Regions from separate parts of the Homo sapiens genome. Here region 2 is linked to region 1. Evidence: chromatin loops called from intact Hi-C (ENCODE). Cell type or tissue: IMR-90. All regions are shown on one strand. Links, peaks and the distances in the headings refer to the core of each region. The heading gives the core; the rest is flanking DNA. Region 1 has its middle 25 kb from the start of PIM1. Region 2 overlaps TMEM217B (transmembrane protein 217B).

Region 1 (8,332 bases), core at 255-8,254:
AAACACTAACGTGGGACTGGTTAAAATAAGCTTCGCTGCCAGGCGCGGTGGCTCACCCCTGTAATCCCAGCACTTTGGGAGGCCAAGGCGGGCGGATCACCAGGTCAGGAGTTCGAGACCAGCCTAGACAACATGGTAAAACCCCGTCTCTACTAAAAATACAAAAATTAGCCGGGCATGGTGGTGCGCCTCTGTAATCCCAGCTACTCGGGAGGCTGAGGCACGAGAATCGCGTGAACCCAGGAGGTGGAGGTTGCCATGAGCTGAGATCACACCATTGCACTCCAGCCTGGGCAACAAGAGCAAGATTCTGTCTCAAAAATAATAAAAATAAGATTCACAAGTGAGAAGATCCTAGACATCAATATGAATTTATACAGATACGCACATGAGGGACTATTGAACCTGATCATAAAAATAGTTGCCTTTTGGCCAGGCATGGTGGCTCACACCTTAATCTCAGCACTTTGGGAGGCTGAGGCGGGCAGGTCACCTGAGGTTAGAAGTTCTAGACCAGCCTGACCAACATGGAGAAACCCCATCTCTACTAAAAATACAAAATTAGCTGGGCATGGTGGCGCCTGTAGTCCCAGGCACCAGATACTCGGGAGGCTGAGGCAGGAGAATCGCTTGAACCCGGGAGGCAGAGGTTGCAGTGAGCCGAGATCACACCATTGCACTCCAGCCTGGGCGACAAGAGCGAAACTCCGTCTCAAAAAAAAAAAAAAAAAAAAAGCAATGAAACCCTTTAAATCTGATCTCCAGGATCAGGTAAGGCTTCAGCGCAGAGGCAGCCCATGGGTCCTGAAACATGAAAATAAATGGAAGAATCAGCTAGTGGAAGGATAGGATGGGAAAACTCAAATTTCAGCAATAAGAAAAAGCATGTGCAAACATCCAGAGGCATGAATTTGCATGAACAGAAAAAAAAAAGTCATGCTGTAGTAAGTAGGGTGCAAACATTTTTATTTATGTATTTATTTTTGAGACGGAGTTTCGCTCTTGTTGCCCAGATTGGAGTGCAATGGCGCAATCTCGGCTCACCGCAACCTCCGCCTCCCAGGTTCAAGCGATTCTCCTGCCTCAGCCTCCGGAGTAGCTGGGATTACAGGCATGTGCCACCACACCCAGCTAATCCAAAAATTTTATAAGCACAAAATAGAGGAAAAGGTTGCATTATCATTGTGAAGTTAAAGAAAAATGGTTATTTTTCAGTAGGATCTGTGCTATCAGGAAAAGCACACAAGGTAAAGATAGTGAAATTCCTTATGTACACAACCAAGGCTCACTGAAGTGAGAAAGTCCAGATGATCATGAGGCAGTCACTTCTCAGCTGCCCCACCTCCAACATTTTACCCCCATTTGAGAAGGGGAGTGGGAGCTTGATAGAGAACAAATTATCAGTTGCAGCTACATCTGAAATTCACATTATCACAGACTTTTACCTTGCTGCTGAGTATGGTCCCTGGAGTGAAAAGGGAGTGGAGAGAAATTCAACTGAACAAGCAGCCACAGGTGATCATGAAGAGCTGTGTATGCCTTTCTTTCTTTCTTTTTTTTTTTTTTTGAGATGGAATCTCACTCTGTCACCTAGGCTGGAGTGTGGAGTGCAGTGGTGTAATCTTGGCTCATTGCAACCTCTGCCTCCCAGGTTCAAGTGATTCTCCTGCCTCAGCCTCCCAAGTAGCTGGGACTACAGGCATGCACCACCACACTCTCCTACTTTTTGTATTTTTAGTAGAGACGGGGTTTCACCATGTTGGCCAGGCTGACCTCGAACGCCTGATCTCAGGCAATCCACCCGCCTCGGCCTCCCAAAGTGCTGGGATTACAGGTGTGTGCCACCGTGCCCAGCCTGTGTGTGCCTTTCTGAGGAGTATGAATTTTATCTGAAGAGTGGTAGAAGGCCGTGGAAGGATTTTCAGCAGGCCCACCTGCTGTAAAAGCTTTCCCGAGCCACCACCATGTGTGTAGTTACTTGCACTCATATCCCCTTAGATTCAATAGTCTGACTTACATTTTTTAATTGTTATTATCCATATATACAATATGCATTCCTAGGCTGGGCACAGTGGCTCATGTCTGTAATCCCAGCACTTTGGGAGGCTGAGGCAGGAGGATCACTTGAGGCCAGGAGATCAGGACCAGCCTGGGCAACATAGAAAGACCTTTTCTTGGCTGGGCGCAGTGGCTCACACCTGTAATCCCAGCACTTTGGGAGGCCGAGGTGGGTGGATCACGAGGTCAGGAGTTCAAGACCAGCCTCGCCAACATGGTGAAATCCTGTCTCTACTAAAAACTACAAAGATTAGCTGGTATGGTGGCACGTGCCTGTGGTCCCAGCTACTGCGACAGAAGAATCACTTGAACCCGGGAGGTGGAGGTTGCAGTGAGCCGTGATCACATCACTGTACTCCAGCCTGGGCGACAGGGCGAGACTCCGTCTCGAAAAAAAAAAAAAAATTAACCAGACATAGTGGTGCAACCCTGTCATCCCATTTACTCAGGAGGTTAAAGTAGGAAGATGATCGCTTGAGTCCAGGAGTTCCAGGCTGCAGTGAGCTATGATGGTGCCACTGCAACAAAGCCTGGGAGACAGATGAGACTCTGTCTCTAAAACAAACAAATATGCACTGCAAATATATTTGTTGTTTGAAGGAAAGAAGCAAAGGGAAAGGAATCATTTGAATTCCTCTTATTTCACAATTCAATCAGTCAGAGTTGAGTTCACCAGGTGGATGAACTGATAAAGTTTTGTAGAGGCAAAACAAAATTCTTTTTTGTGGGGGACGGATTCTGGCTCTGTCACCAGGCTGGAGTGCAGTGGTGCGATCTCTGCTCACTGCAACCTCCGACTCCCTGGTTCAAGTGATTCTCCTGCCTCAGCCTCCTGAGTAGCTGGGATTACAGGCACACGCCACCACACCCGGCTAATTTTTGTATTTTTAGTAGAGATGGGGTTTCACCATGTTGGCCAGGATGGTCTTGATCTCCTGACCTTGTGATCTGCCCGCCTTGGCCTCCCAAAGTGCTGGGATTGCATGCGTGAGCCACCGCACCCGGTGGCAAAACAAAATTCTTAATGTATTTATAAATGTGAATGTGACTTATACAACCGTTATTTATTCAAATGAAACCTTTACCTTCCTATCTGCTTAATTCTATTGAACTCAAAAGCGCCTAGGACTATGGGGGACACAAAGCAAGTGGGAGTGCTAAAAGTTTATAAATATACTGTTAATCGGCTGGGCATGGTGGCTCATGCCTGTAATCCTAGCACTTTGGGAGGCCAAGACAGGTGGCTCACTTGAGATTAGGAGCTCGAAACCAGCCTAGGCAACATGGTGAAACCCCATCTCTACTAAAAATACAAAAAAATTAGCTGGGCGTGGTGGTGGGCGCTTGTAATCCCAGCTACTCGGGAGGCTGAGGCAGGAGAATTGCTTGAACCCGGGAGGCAGAGATTGCAGCAAGCCGAGACTGCACCACTGCACTCCAGCCTGGGCAACACAGCAAGACTCAGTCTCAAAAAAAAAAAAAAAAAAAAAGGTTAATCATGGATAGATTGAGTTACAAAGTTAAAGTGTTTTGTAAAATAGGGGAAAGTGATAAGATTCATTAGTAGGGCTAATTCCTCTGTCAATATCCCAGTCAAAGACCTTAAACCTACAAATCTCCTTATATTCTCTGAGGGTGGGTGCCTAGATTCTACAGACACCAAACCAGATTGTGAAAACACCCCATTCTCTAGACCAGTGCTTCTCAAAATGTAGCCCTTGCACCAGCAAAGGTGGAAATGAAAATTCACAGGCCCTACGCCAGCAAGCCAATAGAATCAGAAACGCAGGAGTTGGAGCCCAGCATCCTGAATGTTCACAAGCCCTCTGATGCTGGATGCTCAAGTTCAAGAATCGCTGTTCCCAGGCCGGATGCGGTGACTCATGCCTGTTATCCCAGCACTTTGGGAGGCTGAGGTGGGTTCAAGACTAGCCTGAACAACATGGCGAAACCCCGTCTCTATTAAAAATACAAAAATTAGCCAGGTGTGATGGCTCGCACCTGTAATCCTAGCCGCTCTGGAGGCTGAGGCAAGAGAATCGCTTGAACCCAGGTGGCAGAGGTTGCAGTGAGCCGAGATTTCTCCACTGTATTCCAGCCTGGGTGAAAGAGTGAGACTACGTTTCAAAAAAAAAAAAAAAAAAAAAGAACCACTGTTCCAGGTTACTCTTTTTCTTTTCTTTTCTTTTTTTTTTTTTGAGACGCAGTCTTGCTCTGTTGCCCAGGCTGGAGTGCAGTGGTGCGATCTCAGCTCACTGCAACCTCTGTCTCCCGGATTCAAGTGATTCTTCTGCCTCAGCCTCCCGAGTAGCTGAGATTACAGACAGGCGCCACCACGCCCAGCTAATTTTTGTATTTTTAGTAAAGATGGGGTTTCACCATGTTGGTCAGGCTGGTCTCAAACTCTTGAGCTCGTGATCCACCCGCCTCGGCCTCCCAAAGTGCTGGGATTACAGACATGCGCCACAGAGCCCGGCCCCAGGTTAGTCGTATCTCTTATGGCCCTCTGCAAGGAAAAGTAGAGTGGAGATGGGGACTACAGAACCTATTCCCATCTCTTTGGGGATCTATATTGTCTATTGGTTTGTTTTGCCATTACCCTAATACGGATGGAACGTAAGGCTCATTAGACAAAACATGAACCAGACCTGTTCCATGGAACTGTGAAGTCAGTTTTCCTTGGCTTTGCTTTTGGTCATTTAAAAAAAAAAAAATTATTGCTTCATGAGACACACTGGTCTCTGAACTTTTCCCTTTTCTAGTAAAAGTACGAATTCCAGCTGGAGCTCTTGACCAACAACATCTTTCTACAGAAGTTGCTGTCTTCGATGCTTTGCTGAGTTCCAGAGATAAGATAAATAATTTACCAAATGTAGGTTTCTGATTACTCACTCTATTAGCATTTAGAGCAGAGAGCTCTGGCCCCTGGGGAGTTTGATTCGTTCAGATGCAGCCCATCTGCTTTTGTTTTTTTGTGGGGAGTTTTTTGGGGGTGGGGTTGCCTGGAAAAGCCAGGGAGCTCCCAGCATCCCACACATACTTCAGGGATGAACTGCCTAAATCTTATGGGTTTTACTGGAAATTCTGGGGAATGCTATTTTCTTATTGTTTAAAAAATACACAGCTGCTAAGGCTCATTTTCCTTTCCTCTCCTCTCTCTCTTTTTTTTTTTTGAGACGGAGTCATGCTCTGTAGCCCAGGCTGGAGTGCAGTGGCACCATCTTGGCTCACTGCAACCTCTGCCTCCCAGGTTCAAGCGATTCTCCTGCCTCAGCCTCCTGAGTAGCTGGGACTACAGGCGCCCGCCACCACGCCCAGCTAATTTTTTGTATTTTTAGTAAAGACAGAGTTTCGCCTTGTTAGCCAGGATGGTCTCAAACTCTTGACCTCATGATCTGCCCCCCTTGGCCTCCCAAAGTGCTGGGATTACAGGCGCGAGCCACCGCACTCGGCCCTCTATCTTTTTTCTTTTTAAAAGATGAGTAAAAACAAAACCCCACAATTTATTTCCAGAGTGTACAAAATATCTGAAAGGGTATTTTCAATCTTGTGCAATTTATTTATCCTAAATTCATGCTGCAGGTTACAAGAGTAATTTCAGGGAATTTTATAAAAGAGATTAACTAGAGTTTCTCCTAAATCAAGTGGCACTGTTTTGGGGGGAAACAGTCTATTATATGAATGCATCACTCTTCACTCATACAATTTCTGAAGTATAGTTTCAATATCGGTAGTGACAGGTGTTACAAAAGGTTTGTATCTGTAGTTATTGTACAAGCTCTTTATGGCAAATATACGTCATTATTATTTTACACCAGTCTTAAAAGTAAACTGGGGTAACAGAAGAAATCACAGCAAAAGACAGCAGATTCTGTGGATGGTCCATTCATTGCAAATGCAGAGAGGAAAAAGTTGTGATAAACCCAAGAAGCCACGTGTTGTACATATATTAAATGCTCTTCTAATTCCTTCAAGATAATCTGATCAACAACTTACTTTATTCCTTTTTAAAATAAAATTAAACTATGTGCCTGGATGATAGAACATAGTGATGAGTGGGTCTTATTTTGGCGATCCTTAAGGAATAGAAATTCCATGTAGTCTCCCATGTAGGATTTTTGTATTTTCTTTTCTTTCCTTTTTTCTTTTTTTTTCCTTTTTTTTTTTTTTTGGTGAGACGGAGATTTACTCTTGTTGCCCAGGCTGGAGTGCAATGGTGCGATCTCAGCTCACCGCATCCTCCGCCTCCCAGGTTCAAGCGATTCTCCTGCCTCAGCCTCCTGAGTAGCTGGGATTACAGGCATGTGTCACCACGCCCGGCTAATTTTGTATTTTTAGTAGAGATGGAGTTTCACCGTGTTGCCCAGGCTGATCTCGAACTCCTGACCTCAGGTGATCTGCCCACCTCAGCCTCCCAAAGTGCTGGGATTACAGGCGTGAGCCACCACACCTGGCCGATTTTTGTATTTTCATGAACTTATTACTATTATTATTATTTTCTTTTGAGACGGAGTCTTGCTCTGTCTCCCAGGCTGGAGTGCACTGGCTCTATCTCAGCTCGCTGCAACCTCCGCCTCCTGGGTTCAAGCGATTCTCCTGCCTCAGCCTCCTGAGTAGCTGAGATTATAGGCATGCGCCACCACGCCTGGCTAATTTTTGTATTTTTAGTAGAGGCAGGGTTTCACCATTCTGGTCAGACTGGTCTCGAACTCCTGACCTCATGATCCGCCCGCTTCAGCCTCCCCAAGTGCTGGGATTACAGGCATGAGCCACTGCGCCTGGCCTTTGTGAACTTTCTTAATGCTAAGCCAGGATTGTACATTTTACTTCCTATGGTGAGCACCCTGTGAATAAGTAAAATAATAACATCTCACCACACACCTGGGTATTGTTTTTCTGTCAGTGATTTAGTAGAAAGTTGATTGTCTCCCAATACCAAGTCACATTAAAAGTCTCTTGCATGGAAGTTGAAAGTTGTGGGTTGGTTTGGGGCATGCCCCTAGCTAAGTAGTGAGCTCCCATACAAAACAATTATGTTAGAACAGAGAATACCACTAAAACGGTAAGAAAGGTAAAGTAAGGACACCAAAGGAATTCCTTGTGCCTCACAGCTCTGGGTCTAAAGCAATTAAAGAGTGAAAGGTGTAAAAATGCTACTTGCTACCTATTTTGTGTTTCTCTAGGAGATTAGCCTACTTTCTTGGCTCATTTTCTTCTTCCTACATCAGCTGGTATAAAAGCTGTGGTAGCTGGCAGCCTCAGATGACTCCATCAGCATCTGTTATCTTAGTTTTGGGCCTCTCAGGGACACACAGAGTAGTTTACCTCTTATTTCTTTTGCCTCCTCCCCACAGCAGGTAAAAAGTCTGCCCCGAGCTTAGACACATTCTCCCTTGTTATAAGAATTTGCTCAACCAAGGATAGTGAGTTAATAGTTGGTGCGCGCACTCTTTCTTCTCTCTTGTCTTCTGACAGATCCAAGAAGCTGGAGTAGTAAATCTGAGAAAAGCTGCATCTAAGTACACACACACACACACACACACACACTCACTCAGAAGGAGAGCTCAGACCCAGCCACTTGCTCTCTGCTTCTGCTTCCCGTATGCTGCATTTTGGAAGGTTTCATATTGCTTCTGCAACAATTTTTTTTTTTTTTTTTTTTTTTTTGGTTAGTTGGATGGCTGAATGAAACACAACCTTCCCTGCAGACATCAAAGCATGTCTCCAGCATAGCAAACTCTCCATCCAGCCTTTCGTCTCTCCGGCTACATTCCAATTTAACCAGGGCTGCCTTGCATGATAATCAGGCCTAATTACCACTTTATCCCTTGATTGTTGTGCTGAGTTTTGGAACTGCAGAGTTCTTTTCTCAGCTTCGGTTCTGCCTTCTCTTACCCTCCCTCCTATTATTTAGCATACCCAGGACTGAGATTTAGCCATTCTAATTAGCAAATAGGTGAAAAGGGCTGGACTGTGCCTTTGGAATATCAGGGCTCTGTCCACTTAGTAAACTTGAATTCCTTTCACAACTGTGGGAAGACCTTGCCATAGACAGGATATTCTGAATACCACGGGAGCTTTAAGAGATTTATTACTAGGTTAAAGAGTGAAACAAAGGCCCTGAGATGATATCCTCATTCCCCAGAGGTATTTTCCTACCTTCTCTCTTACCACACACACAGGCACAAGATCTTTTACAAAATGATGAAACCAGGAAGGAAGGGGGTGTAAACTGGGGCTTTTGGAATCTTTTTTCTAATTCTTTCACTTGGTA
Region 2 (8,332 bases), core at 140-8,139, 99 kb before region 1:
TCAATGCAGCACTGCACCAGATCATTGCCACACACTGTAGATAGAAATTAATTCTTCTAACTAGCTTTTATTGAGCATCTACTGTATTCCTGGCACTAAACTATATTAAGCACTGTAAACATACAGCCCCTGTCCTCAACAAGTGTATAATCTAGTAGAGGAGTCTGGTTAGTAAGTAAAGCAGCATGACAAGTGATAAAAATGGAGGTGTATACTATAATATGTCCTAAGAAGACACAGAGTGGAGCATGATCCTCTCTGATTGGGAAGCTGAGGAAGGCCTTGAAAGATGAGTGTGATTTTACTAGGTAAAGAGGCAGGGAAAAGCATCCTAGGCAGAAGAATGAGACCTACATGGAACTATGGATGTCTACAAGGAGAAATTACATATGAGAAACTGTAGGAGATGCTGTCAGTACCTCACCCACATCCCTCATCCTCTTCATGTGCCTGAAGGCTCTTCCCCCATCTCCCGAGAACTATGGAAAACCATGCTGTTCACACTCATGGCATATTGGAAATGTCTAAGAGTTAACTCCTCCTGGGAGCAGCCCTCAACTAGTGACTGACTCTCAGGAGTTGGTAAACACCCAAGCTCCTTCAACACTTACAGGGGATAATTCTGAGGTGTGTGTTTCTCAGAGTTTTTTTCACAGGATTAAGCTCCTGTTGTCCATTGTGGTAGTTGGCTTAATAGTTTGCCCTTGCCGGGTTCATGCCTGTAATCCCAGCACTTTGGGAGGCCGAAGTGGGTGAATCACGAGGTCAGGAGATCGAGACCATCCTGGCCAACATGGTGAAACCCCATCTCTACCAAAAATACAAAAATTAGCTGGTTGTGGTGGCACGCACCTGTAGTCCCAGCTACTTGGGAGGCTGAGGCAGTAGAATTGCTTTAACCCGGGAGGCAGAGGTTGCAGTGAGCTGAGGTCGCGTCACCGCACTCCAGCCTGGCAACAGAGCGAGACTCCATCTCAAAAAAAAAAAAAAAAAGTAAAAAAGTTCGCCCTTTATTGACTGCCTTCCTTCCCCTATATCACTTCTACCTCTTTCCCCACTCGTGTTTCTGTCACCTCCAAATAAACTACTTGGACTCAAATCCTTGTCTCAGGGTCAGCTTCTTGGAGAATCCAAACTAAAATTAACCATAAGTAGCTCTACATGGTAAGACCAAAGAGTACAAGGAATGGTGTGCAGGGACAAAAGATACTGCAGCAGGGGTCTATCATAGTAGACTTCTAAGGCCATATAAGTCTTATGTTACCTTTTCCTCTAGGCAATGGGACATTCATTGCCAGTTTAAGCTGGGACATGACATGACCAGATCTGCATTGTAGAAGGACCACTCTAGTCACATATCTATTAAATGGCTTCTGCTACACTTAGAATGAAATCCAAACTCCTAACCATGCCTGATAGGTACTGCGGGACCCGGCACCTGGCTGTCTCCCCATCTTCTGAGAATTTTTTTTTTTTTTTTGAGACAGAGTCTTGCTCTGTTGCCCAGGCTAGAACGCAGTGGCACAATCATGGCTCACTGCGGCCTTGACCTCCCATGCTCAAGCAGTCCTTCCACCTGAACCTCCTGAATAGCTGGGATCATAGCATGTGCCACCACATCAGCTAATTTTTAAAATTATTTTGTAGAGATAGGGTCTCACTATGTTGCCCAGGCTAGTCTCAAACTCCTGAGCTCAAGTGATCCTCCCGCCTCAGCCTCCCAAAGTGCCGGGGTTACAGACGTGAACCACCATGCCCAGCCTGAGAAATGTCTATTTAATTTGGCAATTGTGAGTTGACCCTAATGGCACAGCAGGGTCAGAAGCCAGATGAAGAGTAGAAGTAGACCAGATTATTGTCAGTTTTTCACTCCCTCTTGCAGTGCATGAGAGTAGATGGAGTATATTTCCCTGCAAGACTTCTGGCCAGTGGAATGTGAGCAAAAGTAACAGTTTGCCTCAAGAAGTATCATATGTTTCCACTCCCATGCCTGCACTATGAGAAGAGCATGCCCTGGGGAGCTACTGGCCCAAGGAAGATAACAGACATGTGGGAGCAGACAAAAATCCAGACTGAAGCCTGGAACCCACTCCAGGCAACCTTCAGCCTGAAGCTTGAATAAGAAAAATAGATGCTTGTGGTTTTAAGCCACTGAATTTTGCATCATTGTTGTGGCAAAAGCTGATTACTGCAGGAGAGAATTAGAGGAGAAGTAGAAGAGAAAAGTGAGCCAAGAATACGCTTTCAAGAAACTTAGCTGTCAAGAAAATGAGAGCCTGTTGGCCGGGCGCAGTGGCTCACGCCTGTAATCCCAGCACTTTGGGAGGCCGAGGCAGGTGGATCACTTGAGGTCAAGAGTTCGAGACCAGCCTGACCAACATGGAGAAACCCCTTCTCTACTAAAAAAAATACAGAATTAGCCGGGCTTGGTGGTGCACGCCTGTGATTACAGCTACTCGGGAGGCTGAGGCAGGAGAATCGCTTGAACCCGGGAGGCAGAGGTTGCGGTGAGCCAAAATTGCGCCATTGCACTCCAGCCTGGGCAACAAGAGCAAAACTCCCTCTCAAAAAAAAAAAAGAAAGAAAGAAAGAAAGAAAAGAAAAGAAAATGAGAGGCTAGTAGATCTCCTCCTCCATCTCCTCCTCCTCCTCGTCCTCCTCCTGCTCTTCCTCCTCCTCCTCCTCCTGCTCCTCCTCTTCCTTATTGTCACTGTTGTTCTGTGTTGGTGTTTTTGCTGCCCATGATATAAATCCCTTTCCCACATACGGAGAATTTCCCACTCTATGAAACTCATTGGGAAGCAGAGCCCACCTCCTAGTATTATAGCTGAAAATGCCAGCTACTTATTTTCCCAACCTTCCTGTGAACTAAGTCATGGCACATGTTGTGGGCTCTGCTAATAAAATGCACCCACTCTAGACTTCGAATCGGGAGGAGTTTGTGATGCAAAGAAGCAGAAGCAGCACAGAATCCATTCCACTAATGGGCAATGCCAGCATGGCAGCAACCCCCAGTTTGGGAGAATAGCTGTGGCAACAGCAACATTCAGGATCTGGTGCTGAGCCTCTCAGTGTACCTATGGAGTCAAATGCTCATTAGCAGCAGTGGCAGTGTCTTCAGTGACCCAGCTCTGTGTTATGATGTTGGGGCTACCTACCGCCCTGTAAGGAAAAACCTCTGAACATAGTATGGTAGATTGGTTGCATTCACGATCTTAATTCTTCACTGGAGGATCTCATCTTGTTGGACTTCCTCATTCTGACTGGGCTCACCCTTTTGACTTACTTTGGTCAATGGGATGTTAGTAAACATTACCCAAGCCATGGCTTGCAAAGCACTTGTGTGATTGGCTTGCTGTCACTGTTGCTCTCTGCCATTGCCATGAGAACATGTCTAGGCTAGCCTGCTGGATGATGAAAAACATGTGGAACTAGGCCAAGTCTCCCTAAGTTATCCCAGCTGAGGCCATCCTAGTTCAGCCAACAGCCAGTTGAGCCTTTGACGTATGAATTAGCTGAGCCAAAATCAACAAAATTGCCTGGCCAACCAACAGTTGACCTCAGACACTTGAGCGAGTCCAGCTGAGATCAGCTCAGCTCAGCCCAGCCCAGCCCCAGATAAACTGAACCTCACAAACTTGTGTATTAAATACATGTCCATTGTTACATGCCATTGTGGTTTTATGGTTGTTTATGTGATGTTATTGTGACAATATACGGCCAACACACATATGATTCTCCAGATTTCTCCACAAGTCTATGAGCCATGGTTTTTCTGCTTAAATCAGCCAAGAGTTGGCACTTGTTGCTTGCTCTGACTTACACAGAGAAAGACTGAAAGTAAATTAGAGAGAAACATGGGGTCAAGGGAGAAGTTGAGGTAGACGAGACTTCAACATGTTTATAGGCCAAGGATTGGAGGCAGTTGTATTTGTTAGGCTATAAGTGTAGCTGGAAAATAATAGTGCTTTAGACACAATAGAAGTTTACGGTTTTTCTCCCTCATGTGAAAGAAGTTTACAGTTTTTCTCCCATAGGGGTTTCAGCCTCTGGTGAAACTGCCTTTGCAAAACTACGACAGTAAGAGAAATCTGACACAGTTGACTCCTTCTTGCTTCTAACCTCCAGATTCTCCTTGTTCATTCCTATGCATAAGCCAAACTTTGGAAAGAATTTAGTTTACATTTTAACCTTAAAGCAAAGATGACAATAGCCCTTCCCAAAACTAAACCACCTTTGTAAAACTAATAAAAGTCCACAAGGTTAGGATTATGAGAGGGGCCTGAGTTCTACTAAAATGTAGGTGGAGTTAAATGATAACCAGCCACTGTTCCAGAGGTCACAAAATTTGTAACTTCCCCAGTTCCCCTGTAGATAACATCACTACTGTAGAACCTAAGATTGGCCTTTTGAGACGTCTTTTCAGACTTGCATTTCTGAGGACTGGCTGACTCCATGTGGGCTCCTGGCTCCTGACTGAACCGGTCCTGTGCACCCCCCCATCCAGAGGCAGACTCAGCACACAAGGAGTTTTCCACATCCTTATGATGGCATTCCCCACCAGTCAGCACCACCCATTCCCTAGTCCTCTGCTCACCAAACTATCCTCGAAAAACCCTAGCCAGGTGTGGTGGTGCATGCCTGTAATCCCAGCTAGTTGGGATGCTGAGGCAGGAGAATCGCTTGAACCCAGGAGGCGGAGGTTGCAGTGAGCCGAGATCATGCCATTGCACTCCAGCCTGGGCAACAAGAGAGAAACTCTGTCTCAAAAAACAAAACAAAACAAAACCCTAACCTCTGAGCCTTTGGGGAGATTGATTTGAGTAATAACTCCATATCCCATATGATATGGCCAGCCTCATATCAATTAAACTCTTTCTTTACTGCAGTGTCATGGTCTCAGTGAATTGGTTTTGTCTGTGTAGCAGGCAGGAAGAACCCACTGGGCAATTACACTGGGAAGAAGGACAGGGAGAACATGACCTTTCTCTTCAATACCTGGTGGTTTCCTCCATTTTTTTCCCCCTTTCAATCCATTCTCAGGACTTGGTCACATGACCACACTCAGCTGCACAGAAAGCTGGAAAACGTAAACCTTATTCTGGCCAACCGAATTTATAACTAAACGCCCTGTTTCAGAGTGGAAGAAGGGGCAAACAGAGAGTAATAGCCCTTGCCAAATTAAAGAAGATGGAATAATTAATGGGACAACATCTCCGTGGTGGACTTTATTAGTTATTTCCTTCCATATTCTTTTTTAAGGGGGCTCTTTTTTTTGTAGGGGCAGGGCAACTGTGTTCACAGTGTGGGCATAAATCATAATTTACCTAAACAAGTTATGGCGATCCCATTCAACTTTGCCAGAAACTTGCTTTCCCAGCCTCTCCTGCAGCTACATGTGCCATGTGACCCAGTTCTGACCAATGAGCCATGAGAAGAAGACTGCTAGGGGTTTTCTGGGAAATGTTTTACTTCCTATGAAAGAGACAAACATGGAAGAGAGCTTACTGGCACACTCCTGCCTGGGATACTGGTGTGAGTCACTGGGGCAGTCAGCTTATGACCACAAAAGTAAGGCCAAAGGAATTACAGATGCCAACCTAGAGCCCTGACACCTTTTTAAGGATCTGAATACCTTGAGAGATGAGCAGGTGAAGAAGGGGAGAAAAAATATTTGAGGAAGTGGGAGTATTAGATACATGAGAAGGAATGCTTAGCAATACCCCTGGAAAGTTGGGTCCCAGTCAGATCATGAGGGCTTTGTATGAAGTAGTGTGATTTACTGTCAGAATTACCTCATTCCAAGCTGGGGCTGGTTTCCCTGTTTGTCAGCTGATTCACCACCAAAGCATGACAGGCTTTTCTCTTTGTAGGCTTAAGAAGACTGCCCATCTCTTCCCCACTCAGAGAGTTAAAGAACTTTTGTTTTGGAAAATCTAGGCTCTTAAAGGCAAAGAAAAGATCTAGATGATATGGATGAGTAGGGAGTGCTGATTTGAAAAGTTGAGGGTGAATAGAATGGTTCCCAGCTTTCTACAGCATGTGGAATTTCCTTCCCTTGGGGGGAATAGAGAGGTACAGGTTCTGCCCACCGTGGGGGCCTGTGTTTGACTCTCTCCCAGACCCCAGAGTGGCAGAATGTTTGATGGGTTAGCTGAGTGGACACTTGGCTGGGGACTGAGCTCTAAGCCATAGTCTCCAGGGCTATGAGCAGTGGGACCACTGAAGTCTGGACATCAAGCCCTTCACAGTGACCACACTGTCTTGAAGTCTAGAACTCTTCCCTCAGATTCCAAGATTGGGTGAACTCAGGGGGTTCTATGTGACTCCATCAAGGGGCAGGGAAAGAGCAGGCAAAAAAAAAAAAAAAAAAATTGAGATCGAATTTTTCCCTAACTCCCTGAGGAAGCAGGCCAAAACAGACTTCATATTACTTTTTGAAAATAAAGACAACGCGATAAAGCCATCTCTTGTGTTAGTGTTTAGTTACAGTGCAAATTTACACGGTTACATACAAAGCCAAGGAAAAGGAGTGAGAAGAGGTCATAAATTATCTCAATAACTTTTTTAAAAAGTTAATGGAGTTTTAAATAAGAAAATATAGAATGTATGTCTCTAAGAATTCAAGCTTATATATATACAAAATGTCCATTTGTATTTTAAAAATCTAATTAAATTGGCCTGGATATTGCCAGACTAGAAAAAAATTCAATCTCTCTTATCACTGGGGATCCCTCTGGCTCCCAGGGATGACCCAGAATCCAGATGTAGAACCTGGAACAGAAAACCTGTAGCATCACTGGGGGTGCTGACAGCTGCCTCATGCCAGCCCAAGAATGGGGACCTTGGATCCTGCCAGCACCTGCTTCTAGCCGCACATGAGTTGTAGGAATCCTTACTGAGGTTGGAGGAGGGAAGACAGAATCCCTAGTGCTCAGGGTCCAGTCCCCTCTCCAGGTACAATGCTGAGATGTCGCTTTTGAGGTCCTGCTTCCCTCCTTGGAGCTCTGCCGCTGAGGAGTGAAGGGTCTTCATATTCCCCACCACGTAGACAGCCACCTTTTTTTTCTTTGACAAAGAGTAACACCTTTAGCCTGGGCAACATAGTGAGACCCCGTTTCTAAAAAAAAAAAATTAACCAGGTATGGTGTCACGCAGCTGTAGTTCTAACTACTTGGGAGACTGGGGCCCAGGAGGTCAAAGGTGCAGTGAGCCAAGATTGTGCCACTACACTCCAGCCTGGGAGACAGAGCAAGACCCTGTCTCAAAAAAAAAAAAAAAAAGAGTAATACTTTTATTATATATAGAACTCATGCACATTGAAAAAATGCTAATATCCTGATACATTAATATATTAAGTAAAGACATAACTTGCAAAAAGGTCAGTAAAACTGGTTAACAAATACTTCATAAATGTTCAACCTTAGGAATAATCAATAAGATACAAAAATTAAAATATTTTCACCTACTACTAGGTTAAATGAAGAGAATAAATCAAAATAGAATCTTAAAATAGTAATACCAAATGATAGCAAATGTGTGCTAAAACAGATAGGTACATATATTTTTGATGGAAGAGTGAATTAGTAACAACCATTTGATGTTTTGTTTTTATGTCTTTTTTTAAATTTATTTTTCTGTTTTAAATTAATCATGTTTCTCAAATACACACACATACATGTATACATACATAGAGATGTGATAGCCGGCCTCAAGTTTGCCTCAATAATCCTGGCCTCCTGGTATTTACACCCTTATGTTGTCCTCTCCCCATAGTCCCCTGCAGGGTCAGTGAGTGTGACCAATTAAATAGCTGAAGTGATGGATATCACTTCTGAGATTACTAAGACAGTGCAGCTTCCATTTTGGTCTCTCTCTCTCTCTCTCTCATCACTTACTCTGGGGGAAGCCAGTGGCCATGTCATGAGGAAATTCAAGTGGACTATAGAAAGGCCCAGGAGGTGAGGAACTGAGTTCTCTGGCCAACAGCCAAGAAAGAACTGTGGCTTCCTGCCAACAGTCAGAGAGAGCGAGCTTGGATGAAACTTCCCTCCCACAAGTAGAGCCTTTAGATGGCCCCCAGCCCAGGCCAACAGCTTGACAGCAGCCCTGTGAGAAACCTTGAACCAGAACCACCCACCTACGCTACTCTTGGATTCCTGACTCATGGAAATTATGAGATAATAAATGTTTTATATCATAAGTGTCTAAGGTTTGAGGTAATTTGTTACAGAGCAATAGTGACTAATACAAGAGTTCAGAGGGCAAAACAGTCACACATACTTAAAGGCTTTAAAAAGTCCCAGCAGTTTTCTGTCTCGCCTCTTCTTAG

Evidence for each region. Peaks named below come from ENCODE experiments on the same cell type or tissue, not always from the same donor. Only the 100,000 strongest peaks of a DNase experiment are listed, where the experiment ranks them.
Region 2: a loop joins it to region 1, with 3.0 times the contacts of the local background. A loop is called at or near these places in 5 of 110 quality-filtered maps.

Annotation. Positions count from the first base shown.
Region 1 is chr6:37,141,236-37,149,567 of GRCh38, reverse strand. No RefSeq gene overlaps it. Among named protein-coding and RNA genes, the nearest start is that of PIM1, 25 kb to the left of the region's middle. RefSeq lists an enhancer at 7,714-8,231. In IMR-90, for the core only: no CTCF peak of the experiment used is centred there; DNase peaks (open chromatin) are centred at 4,977 and 7,617; H3K27ac peaks cover 3,737 bases.
Region 2 is chr6:37,240,051-37,248,382 of GRCh38, reverse strand. The region is part of intron 1 of TMEM217B (transmembrane protein 217B); the gene reads left to right. All of the region lies in intron 1 of TMEM217 (transmembrane protein 217), which reads left to right. Among named protein-coding and RNA genes, the nearest start is that of TBC1D22B, 14 kb to the left of the region's middle. RefSeq lists an enhancer at 7,896-8,190. In IMR-90, for the core only: no CTCF peak of the experiment used is centred there; DNase peaks (open chromatin) are centred at 2,042, 3,452, 5,482 and 5,812; H3K27ac peaks cover 6,065 bases.